2 separate regions of the Homo sapiens genome follow, and region 2 is linked to region 1. A link is a loop called in an ENCODE intact Hi-C map of the cell type or tissue named here. Cell type or tissue: Calu3. All regions are shown on one strand. Links, peaks and the distances in the headings refer to the core of each region. The heading gives the core; the rest is flanking DNA. Region 1 overlaps LINC03036 (long intergenic non-protein coding RNA 3036). Region 2 overlaps CACUL1 (CDK2 associated cullin domain 1).

Region 1 (5,380 bases), core at 327-5,326:
CTGGGAGTAGAGCCCTCATGAATGGGATTAATGCCCTTATAGAAGGGACCCTGCCTGTAATCCCAGCACTTTGGGAAGCCGAGGAGGGGTGGATCACCTGAGGTCAGGAGTTCGAGACCAGCCTAGCCAACATGGTGAAACCCCGTCTCTACTAAAAATACAAAAATTAGCTGGGCCTGGTGGTGGGCGCCTATAATCCCAGCTACTGGGGAGGCTGAGGCACGAGAATCACTTGAACCCGGGAAGCAGAGGTTGCAGTGAGCCAAGATCACACCATTGCACTCCAGCCTGGGTGACAGAGCGAGACTTTGTCTCAAAAAAAAAAAAAAAAAAAAGAGGGACCCTGAAGAGCTCTCCTGTCCCCTCTGCCATGTGAGGATACAGAGAGAAGTCTGCAGACTGCAGCCCAGAAGAGCGCCCTTGGCTGGGCGCGGTGGCTCATGCCTGTAATCCCAGCACTTTGGGAGGCCGAGGCGGGAGGATCACGAGGTCAGGAGATCGAGACCATCCTGGCTAACATGGTGAAATCCCGTCTCTACTAAAAATACAAAAAAATTAGCTGGGCGTGGCGGCGGGCACCTGTAGTCCCAGCTACTTGGGAGGCTGAGGCGGGAGAATGGCGTGAACCTGGGAGGCGGAGCTTGCAGTGAGCCGAGATTGCGCCACTGCACTCTAGCCTGGGCGACAGAGCGAGACTCCGTCTCCAAAAAAAAAAAAAAAAAAAAGAGGGCCCTTATCAGGACCAGCCAGGCTGGTGCCCTGATTTTGGACCTTCAGCCTCCAGAACAGTAAGAAATAAATTTCTGTTGCTTATTAGCCAACCAGTCTGTGGTAACTTGTTATAGCAGCCTGAACTAGGACACCATCCACAGTGCCTGAAATGAACACTATCCCCTTCCCAAAGAAGCACGGCCTTGCTGGGCCATGACCATTTCATGCCCTGAACACGAGGATTCCATTGCATCGCCAGGATCATTCACTTTGTGCATTAGTGGTGGTTGGTACAAGTACTGCCTGAAGAACTCCTACAGAAGAATCTCTCCCCTTCCCAACACCAGAGAAGACAATTTGTGTGACTACAAGAAACACAGATTAAGCACCCACCATGTAACACACACTGAGCCAGGCATTGTGGGAAGAATAGAGATGAATGAGACTTGCCATTTTCCAGAAGAAGCTTCCCCAGCTCTTTTTAGAAAGAAAGTGAGACAGAAGGAAAAGAAGTTAGCAAGGCCGGGCGCAGTGGCTCCCACCTGTAATCCTAGCACTTTGGGAGGCTGCGGCGGGCAGACCGCCTGAGGTCAGGAGTTTGAGACCAGCTTGGCCAACGTGGTGAAACTCCGTCTCTACTAAAAATACAAAAGCTAGCCGGATGTGGTGGTGCATGCCTGTAGTCCCAGCTACTCAGGAGGCTGAAGCATGAGAATCGCTGGAACCTGGGAGGCAGAGGTTGCAGTGAGCTGAGACAGCACCACTGCTCTACAGCCTGGGGGACAGAGTGAGACTCTGTCTCGATTAAAAAAAAAAAAAAAAAGAGTTAGGGAAGATGAGAGACTGGGAAGAAGAGAGTGGGGATTATTAGGTTGGCTCAAGGGAGACGGGGAGGAGGCCTGATCCAGAACGGGGCCATGTGAGCCTGGAGAGGGCTGGTTAGGCTGAGTCCCTAAGGGGCAGGAGCCGGGTCTTCTCTAGGGTTGGTATTTCCTGTACAAGGTCTGTGCATAGGTGCTGGCAGATCAGCCATCTCCTCCCCAAGTCTGCCAGGAGATGCCTCTCTCTTCTTGGATCCACAGGAAGACAGAGCACCTGAGTCATTTGGGAATCTCTGAGTCAGCGGCTCAGGACAGCAGGGAAAGTGTAAAGGCATTGGCTTCAGGGAAATGACCATCAGTTGGCCTTGGCATGGGCCTGTCATCCTAGGCCCACCCAGTGAGGTTCCAGCACCATCAAGACACAGAGAGCATTTGCCTTATAGGACAGAGGGATGGAGGCCTTACAGGACACAGGCATGGAGGCCTTACAGGACAGAGGGATGGAGGTTTACAGGACACAGGCATGGAGGCCTTATAGCACACAGGCACAATGGCCTTATAGAGCAGAGGCATGTTAGCCTTACAGGATAGAGGCACAGAGGCCTTACAGGGTAGAGGCACGGAGGCCTTACAGCATAGAAGCATGGAGGCCTTTCGGGATAGAGGTATGGAGACCTTACAGGATAGAGGCACAGAGGCCTTTCAGGATAGAGGCACAGAGGCCTTACAGAACACAGTCATGGAGTCCTCACAGGACAGAGGGATGGAGGCCTAATAGGTCACGGGCATGGTAGCCTTACAGGACACAGGCACGGTGGCCTTACATGTTCTGAGTTAGAACCAATGGGAAGTGGAAGAAAAGAAAGTCTCACTTCTTCTTTCTTTCACTGAGCCAGAAACAGCCTATCCTGGAGTGCTGAGGGTTTGTGTAGGGCCCTGGTTCTCCTAGGCCTGCCCACGGAGGTCTGGCCCAGAACATGTATTTTTACCAAGTGATTCTGATGCCCTGCGAAGCTGGAGCACTACTGGTTTGATAACTATTTGCTGAGAAAAAGGAAGAGGCTCTGTTCTGTGGACCCCTTGGCTTTACTCAGAGGTCAAGCATCCAAATGCACCAAGGTTCAAATGACCTTGAACAGAAGAAGCCACTGGGTTTTCTCTTCCCATAGGAAACTACCAAGTTGAATATCTGCCAAAATATTATTCCAAGTTTGTGCAAGAAATGTTTACCTTTTTGTAAGTAAGAAGCCACCTGAATTTCTGTAGATCTTAACAGGCTGTGTATATAGTATATGGCTTGTATATGTACTTGATTATACCAAGTAATAATCCCAATTAACCCGGTTCTACCCCAGCCTTACACATAGGATCTTTAGCCCTGTTATAAAACCACCCAAGCAATTTAGGGAGTTCCCATAAAGCAACTTCAACAAACTGAGGATCAAGTCCTCTCCCACCAGGTGGCGCCACGGGCTACCCAAGGTTCTGCTAGGCATCTGCCATCTTTTTGGCCAGGCCTCCCCTGGGTACTACCATCATCCCTCATTGAGGCCCAGGCCCTGGGTCTTCCAGGGGTCAATACATTCAGGGTCAGAGGAGTTGCAAGGCATCAGGCTGAGGGCTTTATGGAGTTCTTACAAAACAGACCATGTGCTCTTTCTTCCAAGAGCTAGTGGTTTGAGAGGCTGCCTGCCAGTCATTGTTTTAAGTACTTTACATGTCTAGTCATGTATGATCTCTTATTCTTGTTCTTGCTTCTCCATTTTTTTATAATGGAAAATTGAACATATGCAAAATCAGATAGGATAATATAATAAATTCCATGTTTCCATCATCAAGGTTTAACAATGATCAATTCATAGCTAATCTTATTTCCTCCCATATTATTTGTTTAAAAAATAACACATATCAGTGCATTTTTAATGCTTAATTTTTTGTTTTTTTTTAAATTCACAAATAATGTATATATTATGGGGTACAATGTGATGGTTTGAAATATGTTTATAATATGAAATGATTACATCAGGCTAATTAACAAATTCATTGGCTCACATACTTGTCTTTTTGTGGTGAAAACATTTAAAATCTACGCTTTTAGCAATTTTGAAATATACAGTGCATTATTATGTATTGTATGCATCACTCTGCAATAGATCACTAAAGCTTATTCTTCCTAACTGAAGTTTTGTACCCTTTGATCAGTATCTCCCCTTTCCCCATCCACCCCGTCTTCTAGCCTCTGATAACCACCATTCAACTTTCTACTTCTATGAGTTCAACTGTTTTAGATTTCACATATAAATGAGAGCATGCAGTATATTTGTCTTTCTGTACCTGGCTTATTTCACTTATCCTCCAGGTTCACCCATGTTATGGAAAATGACAGGATTTCCTTCATTATGGCTGAATAATATTCTATTGTGTGTATATAGCATGTTTTCCTTGTCTGTGATTAATCTGATGATGGATACCTAGGTTGCTTCTGTATCTTGGCTATTGTGAATAATGCTGCAATGAACATAGGAGTACAGGTACATCTTCAGCATACTGCTTTCAATTCCTTTGGATATATACCCAGAAGTGGGAGTACTCGATCATATGGTAGCTCTATTTTTAGTTTTCTGAGGAATCTCCATACTGTTTTCCATAATGGCTGTATTAATTTACATTCCCACCAACAGTGCAGCAGTGTTCCCTTTTCTCCACAACCTTCCTAAAACTTATCTTTCATCTTTTGAATGATAGCCATTCTAAGAGGTGTGAGGTGATATCATTGTGGTTTTAAATTTTATTTCCCTGATGACCAGTGATAATTAGCATTTTTTTTCATATCCCTGTTGGCCATTTGGATGTCTTCTTTTGAGAAGTGTCTATTTAGGTCCTTTGCCCAATTTCTTTCTTTCTTTTTTTTGAGACGGAGTGCAGTGGCACAATCTTGGCTCACTGCAAGCTCCACCTCCTGGGTTCACGCCATTCTCCTGCCTCAGCCTCCTGAGTAGCTGGGACTATAGGTGCCCGCCACCATGCCGGGCTAATTTTTTGTATTTTTAGTAGAGACAGGGTTTCACTGTGTTAGCCAGGTTGGTCTCGATCTCCTGACCTCGTGATCCGCCCGCCTCGGCCTCCCAAAGTGCTGGGATTACAGGCGTGAGCCACCGCGCCAGGCCCTTTGCCCAATTTCTGATTGGGTTCCTCCCATATTATTTTGAAGCAAATCCCTAACATCCTGTTTTATTTGTAAACATTTTAGCATGTATCTGAGATAAGGACGCATCACATAAGGACTCTATTTGTAAAAAAACAGACAAAAAAAAAAGTCCATAAAAGCATTATCACCTCTAAAAGTGATTAATAATGATTTCTCAGTATCATCGAGTATCAAGTCAATGTTCAGATTTCTAGTTACTTCATAGATATCATACTTTTTAAACAGTTTATTTGAATCAGGATCCATAAAAAGTCAGTATATTGTGATTGGTTCATTTGTTTCTTAAGTTTTTGTTTATTCTGTTGTTTCCTCCCTCCATTCCTTTTTTTTCCTCTTGCAATTTAATCATGGAAGAAACCAGGTTGTTTGCCCCATAGGGCTTCCTCCAATCTGGGTTTTGCTGTTGCACCTGCTTGCTGTCCTTTAACACATTCCTTGGTTTGTTGTATTTTCTATAAACTGGTAGTTGAATCTAGAAGCTCCAGCTGATTCAGGTTCATTTTTTAAAAAAAATCACTACTTCATAGGTGTTGGTGTGATCTTCTACCAGGAGGCACACAGTGTCTGATTCTCTCTCTCTCTCATGTTAGCAGCCATTGAGGATCAATGCTTCAATGGTTAATGAATGAATCTGAATTCA
Region 2 (5,380 bases), core at 208-5,207, 120 kb after region 1:
GTAATTTAAGCTTTAATTGCAAAACAGCTAATAAGTAGTATATCTTTCACTGTTTTTCTGTTCAGCATTTATTTTGACTCACGAAGTTAATTCGCTTTACAGATGTTACTGGGTACCTACCATGTGTCATATACTGTTTAGAGTTGGGGCTCTAGCAGTGAATTCCTTCTCCATGGGGCTTAACGTCTAGTTTGAGGGAGATTGACAATAAACAAATAATATGTCAAGTTATTTGGATTAAAAAAGTGTGAGAGTTGAACATATTTATTCTTGCCTGGTATGAATTATAGACCTCTAATGGTTTCCTGTTTATCAGCAACCTGATAATATTTCCTGAATGAAGATTCCAGCTATTCCATGTGTTTCAGACTTTGTTTCATTTTATCTTAGTAAAGGTCAGTTAAACTACTTTCTCAGTGGGATTTAGACTGTGTGAGCTTATTATCTTAAAAATATGTGTTTCTAGGTTTAAGCCTTGCGGCATGATGTTTTTACATTTTTTTAGTAAGTGTTTTAAAATTTCTTGAACCTCTGTGCCTCTAGAGGGCAACACACATTCTGCTGTTCAATAAAGCCCTCACCACTTTTCTTATTCTTGCACCAGGCCTGCTTTACTTATGTATGTTATTAGCGTGGCTCCTGTAGGTATTTGTGCCTGTAGTGCCTTCTTTAAATAGCATAAAAAGTAGTTCATTATTTTCAAGCTGAAAATCTAACCTAGATGAAGTTTAGTAATTTAATGGTAACTTACTTTTGTTTAGGTTTCATACTTTAATTTTGGCTCTTACTTGCTGATATTGCTCATTACATACAGAAAAGGAATTTAGTTAATTATCTAAAAAGTAAAATTCAAGGAATTCTTTACCTCATTGGAAGTCTGTATATACTCTTTAGCCACGTATAATATACATTGAAAAGACTGGCACAGTACACTGGCACAGCCGCAATATACTGGTGGTGAAATTATGAGTGATTTTTATTTCCTCCTTTTGCTTATGTATTTTCTAATGCAGGCTTCATACTGAACTGTAGAAATCAAGAAATAAAAAGTTGAAAAGTATTGTCTAAATAGGCAGCCTTGCAGATCTCCTAAGATCCTGTCATGCTGCTCTGATCTTAGCATTCTCATTTTAAAGTAGTAAATCAGCTATCTTCTACACATAGCATGAATTTTGGCTACTCTTTTGTGTTTTGTTTTGTTTTTGAGACAGTCTTGCTTTGTTGTCCAGACTGGAGTACAGGGTTATGAACATGGCTCACTGCAACCTTGACCTTTGGGCTTGAAAGATCCTCCTGCCTCAGCCTCCCGAGTAGCTGAGACCACAGGTGTGCATCACCACGCTCGGCTAATTTTTTTTTTTAAGTTTTTGTAGAGGTAAGGTCTTACCATGTTTCCCAGTGTAGTCTTGAACTTCTGGGCTCAGGCGGTGCTCTCGCCTCGGTCTCCCAAAGTGCTGGGATTACAGGCATGAGCCAGTGCGCCTGGCCTACTTTTTCTTTTGGTGAGTGTAAGCTTTTCTATGGGCAAAGTTGAAAGTGATTACATATCTCTTAACAAGAGGATCTAGTTTTTAAGTTCAAGATTACACACACACTCTGAGGCTATATGTGTCAGATGTTAAACTGAACAAATAGCTAGGAGTTTTTGTTTTTTAAACCAAGGATTGCGTTGAGATAAGCAAGTAAATAACAAATATCTTGAAGTTTCCTGGATTGTCATTTTAAGTGTTGACTGCAGATGGTTATGAAGAACCTTCCTGGGAAGAAAGTTATGTTAGCTAGCATATAAGGTTACTGAATTGGCTTTCTATTTACTATTCAGGTAACATAGATGTATATTGTATATAATAAATAATACGTGTGGAAATAGAAACTGCTTTTTTTTTTGTGTGTGGAAATAGGGTTTAAGATTCTCTACTGTGACACATGCCTTTTTCAATTTGGTTTTTAAGTCTCTTTTCAAAGATATTTAAAAGCATCAGCAGTCACTGTTTCTGTAGTGAGTCCCCATTCTGTACTTAGAACTGCAGGACTTTACATTTTGGTTTCTTTTTCCTCTTCTTCATATCTTTGACTTGGTGATTTGCTAAAGTGCGAAGCCTGTGCTTGAGAAGTAGGAGTGCTCCCAGCTGGAGCCATAGCATGTGGTTTATTGAACTAAGCATTTTAGGAGCCCAGAAGATAGGTATGTTAATTACTGGTGTTACTACTTGCAGTTTTCTTTTTGAGCGTGTTATCTAACCTTCAACTCTCAACTTTCGGTGTAGAGAGGTATTTCATGTGGTTTAGGTGGTACACTGATAAGGGATTCTGTAACTCAGAATCACACAGTGAGAATGTAATTTCTTTTTCAGTTTTCTTTGAATCCTAAGGATTACATAAATACAAAGGTCATATTCTAGAGCCTAGTGTGTAACACTTTTCAGTATCAAGAGCAAGACGGTGACCCTGGGAAGCAGCTCTAGGGGGATTGGGGAAGTGAGGCAGGGAAGGTAAGGAAGCCAGTAAGGTAAAGTCACCACTGTAGGCAGCTGGAGCTTAGTACCAGTGGGGAGCTCTGGGAGTCAGTATAGCACAGGGGCCTTAGAGTCGCCTCACCCAAAAGGAGAGGGAGCTACTGGTGGTAATGACACTGAATCCTCAGTAGTCATTGGTTGAAGGCTGCTTTGGGGTTAATTCTCCCACAATTTCTTACCTGCTCCTCCCGCAAGCAGAGCAAGCTCTGGCAGCTGGACAGAACATTGAGAGAAGTAGTCGTAGGGTGTGGATGGGGTAAATGGGTGGGGCACCAACAGTATCTGCTATGCCCGCTGGACAGCTAAGCTTTTCGTGCAGTCTTCCTCATTTTAGTAAACGACAACCCCATCCTTCGGTGCTGAAGCCAAAAACTTTGGAGCCACTCGACCTTTCTTTCACATCTCACATCTAATCTATCAGCAAATCTTGTTGACTCTGTTTTTAAAATATCTTCAAAATCTGATCTCTCCTTATTGTCCTCAGTGCCACCATCTGGCCCAACCCCATATCAGCTCACAGCCTCCAAACTTAGTTTACCCTCAGCACAGCTGCTGGAATGATCCATATAAAACCTAAGCCAGATCATGTCACTCCTCTGCTCAAAACCCTCCAGAGAGGCTTCCACCTTAGAGTAAAAGTCAAAGTCTTTACAATGGCCCATAAGGACCTACATGTCTGGCCTCTTCCTACTGTTATGTTTGCGCACGTGCATGTACGGTTCTTTTTGTCTTTAGCTTTACATTAGTCAAAACACTCCTTTATTCCCCATTCCATTCAGTGTGGGTTATGTGATTCATTTGTAATTCGGTTCATTTTTTGTGTTTTGCATTTCATCTTTACCACTACAGCCTTGTTGATTTTTTAAATTTACATAGTAATTTGATGTACAGTTCTTTTGGTCTTGACAAATGCGTGAAGTGGTGTATCCCCCACCATAGTTTCATGCAAAACAGTTAATTGCCATAAAAATTCCTCCATGCTACTGCTTTATAGATAATCCTTCTCCCCACCTTCCAGCCCCTGTCGACCACTGATCTGTTTTCCTCCCTATAGTTTTGCCTTTATTAGTATCATGTAAATGGGACTCTTAGAATATGTAGCCCTTTGGGTCTGGCTTCTTTCACTTAGCAAAATGGATTTAAGATTATGCCATGTTGTTTTGTGAACATTCCTCAGTAGTTCATTCCTCAGATGTCCTGTAAAATAAAATTAAATAACAGAAGTGGATTGATTTAAAGAAAGTATTGAACAAAAATGATATAGATGGTACATAGAAAAAAATCTTGAACCTGGATGACTAAGGTGTGGAAATCGATAATGTGATAAAAAGATACTGGGAAGGCTTTGCTTTACCTGGTATCTCTGACAGTAATGAGCCTTGAGTTCTTGAGGAAGTCACTTAACCACTCTGCTTCCTAGTCTGGTAAAATAAACAGTGAAATACCTGGTCTCGTTGTTGTTACTCCTGAGGTAACTGTGATTCATGACACAGAATATAGGCAGGTTCTTCTGGTAGCTCTTTTTTTAATATTAACATTTCAGTGCCGTGAAGCAACTGTTACCTGGATTTCAAAGCTGTTAGGATCCACTGTACAAATGCTTTGTGGAAACCTGTAGTGTGGGAGTAAGAGCCTGTCTGTAGGAATGAAGTAAGCCTCAGCGCAGGGTCCCAGTTCACTGACTTCTTTTCTGTTGGGCTTATCCAGTTTAAGATAGTAGCAGCCTGAGTTGGAGCTGTAGTAATGATGAAGAGGTGCTGGTGTTGTTGTAAATCTCGGCAAGTTTTACAGCAACCTCTTTGTGATTGCAGCATTTGGACCTTAATCCTCATAGTCCTGTCCTTAGGCACATTTCCTCGAGGATGTCTACAAAGATTGATTGTTGGTGTTCACGATTTCTCCAAATTTTCCTGTGGTTCATTGATAGGCCATTTTGTCACATAATTGGCAGTGTGTATTTGAGGGTCAGAGCATGTTTGAGACTGCTCCACTAATGACAGAAGCTTACAGGAAACCCAGAAGGAAGCCAGTGATGATTGCTTGTTTGGTTGTTATTTTTAAAGATGGACAGGTTCATACTAACTTCTCTTAAATCCATGATTAATGGCTGCTTAACATCCTTGACCAGGTTGCCTTTTTTGTTTTTAATTGAAATAGGATAGTTAGGTGATAGAGTGTCAGTGTAAAATCAGAAGAGTAAGTGAGAGGAATTTGAGAGTGCAAAATGGCTGTGATTTGTGTTTGCTCCACATGTGGCACGTAGTAATATTTATTTTACTTTTTACTTTTAGTAATGAATGTTATAACTATTGAAGATTATAAGAGCACATACTGGCCAAAATTGGATGGTGCCATAGATCAACTTTTAACTCAGAGTCCTGGTGACTATATCCCCATATCCTATGAACAGATATACAGGTAAGTTAAGATTTAATTTGCTTGGGTTTGAAAGGGTATACTAAGGTTCAAGGCACTTGAATTATGCCTCACACAAACATGTAATGTAGAATGCATAAGATGAGGCTCTGTAAGTGTTTTATGTATTCCACACTTACGGATTGGAGGGTTTGGTTTATACTTTTTGATTCAAAAGTGGTTTTCAGATCATGACAGAGGAAGCCTGCCACCTCCACCATACATAATGCAGACACTGTGGAAGTCAGCAATAAAAGCAAGAATGACTGAAGTATCTGGTGTAAAAATCATATTTTTAGTCTCAGAGGGAGACCTTAATCTGTTGGTGTTTATTGACACACAATTCTAACTCTCTTTGGTTATTTTGTTTCTCAGCTCCTGTTAATGGAAGCAGCAAATTAGGAAGTGGGGTGGGATATGAGATCAGCACAGTGAAAGGAGGAAGTGAC

The links. A loop is a pair of places that touch in the nucleus more often than their neighbours do. Peaks named below come from ENCODE experiments on the same cell type or tissue, not always from the same donor. Only the 100,000 strongest peaks of a DNase experiment are listed, where the experiment ranks them.
Region 2: a loop joins it to region 1, with 3 times the contacts of the local background. A loop is called at or near these places in 5 of 110 quality-filtered maps.

Annotation. Positions count from the first base shown.
Region 1 is chr10:118,848,276-118,853,655 of GRCh38, reverse strand. The region is part of intron 3 of LINC03036 (long intergenic non-protein coding RNA 3036); the gene reads left to right. Among named protein-coding and RNA genes, the nearest start is that of CACUL1, 96 kb to the right of the region's middle. In Calu3, for the core only: a CTCF peak has its summit at 2,974 (motif pointing right); a DNase peak (open chromatin) is centred at 3,015.
Region 2 is chr10:118,729,838-118,735,217 of GRCh38, reverse strand. It overlaps CACUL1 (CDK2 associated cullin domain 1), which reads left to right. Exons shown (of 9, transcript NM_153810.5): 2 at 4,808-4,934. Among named protein-coding and RNA genes, the nearest start is that of CACUL1, 22 kb to the left of the region's middle. In Calu3, for the core only: no CTCF peak of the experiment used is centred there; no DNase peak of the experiment used is centred there.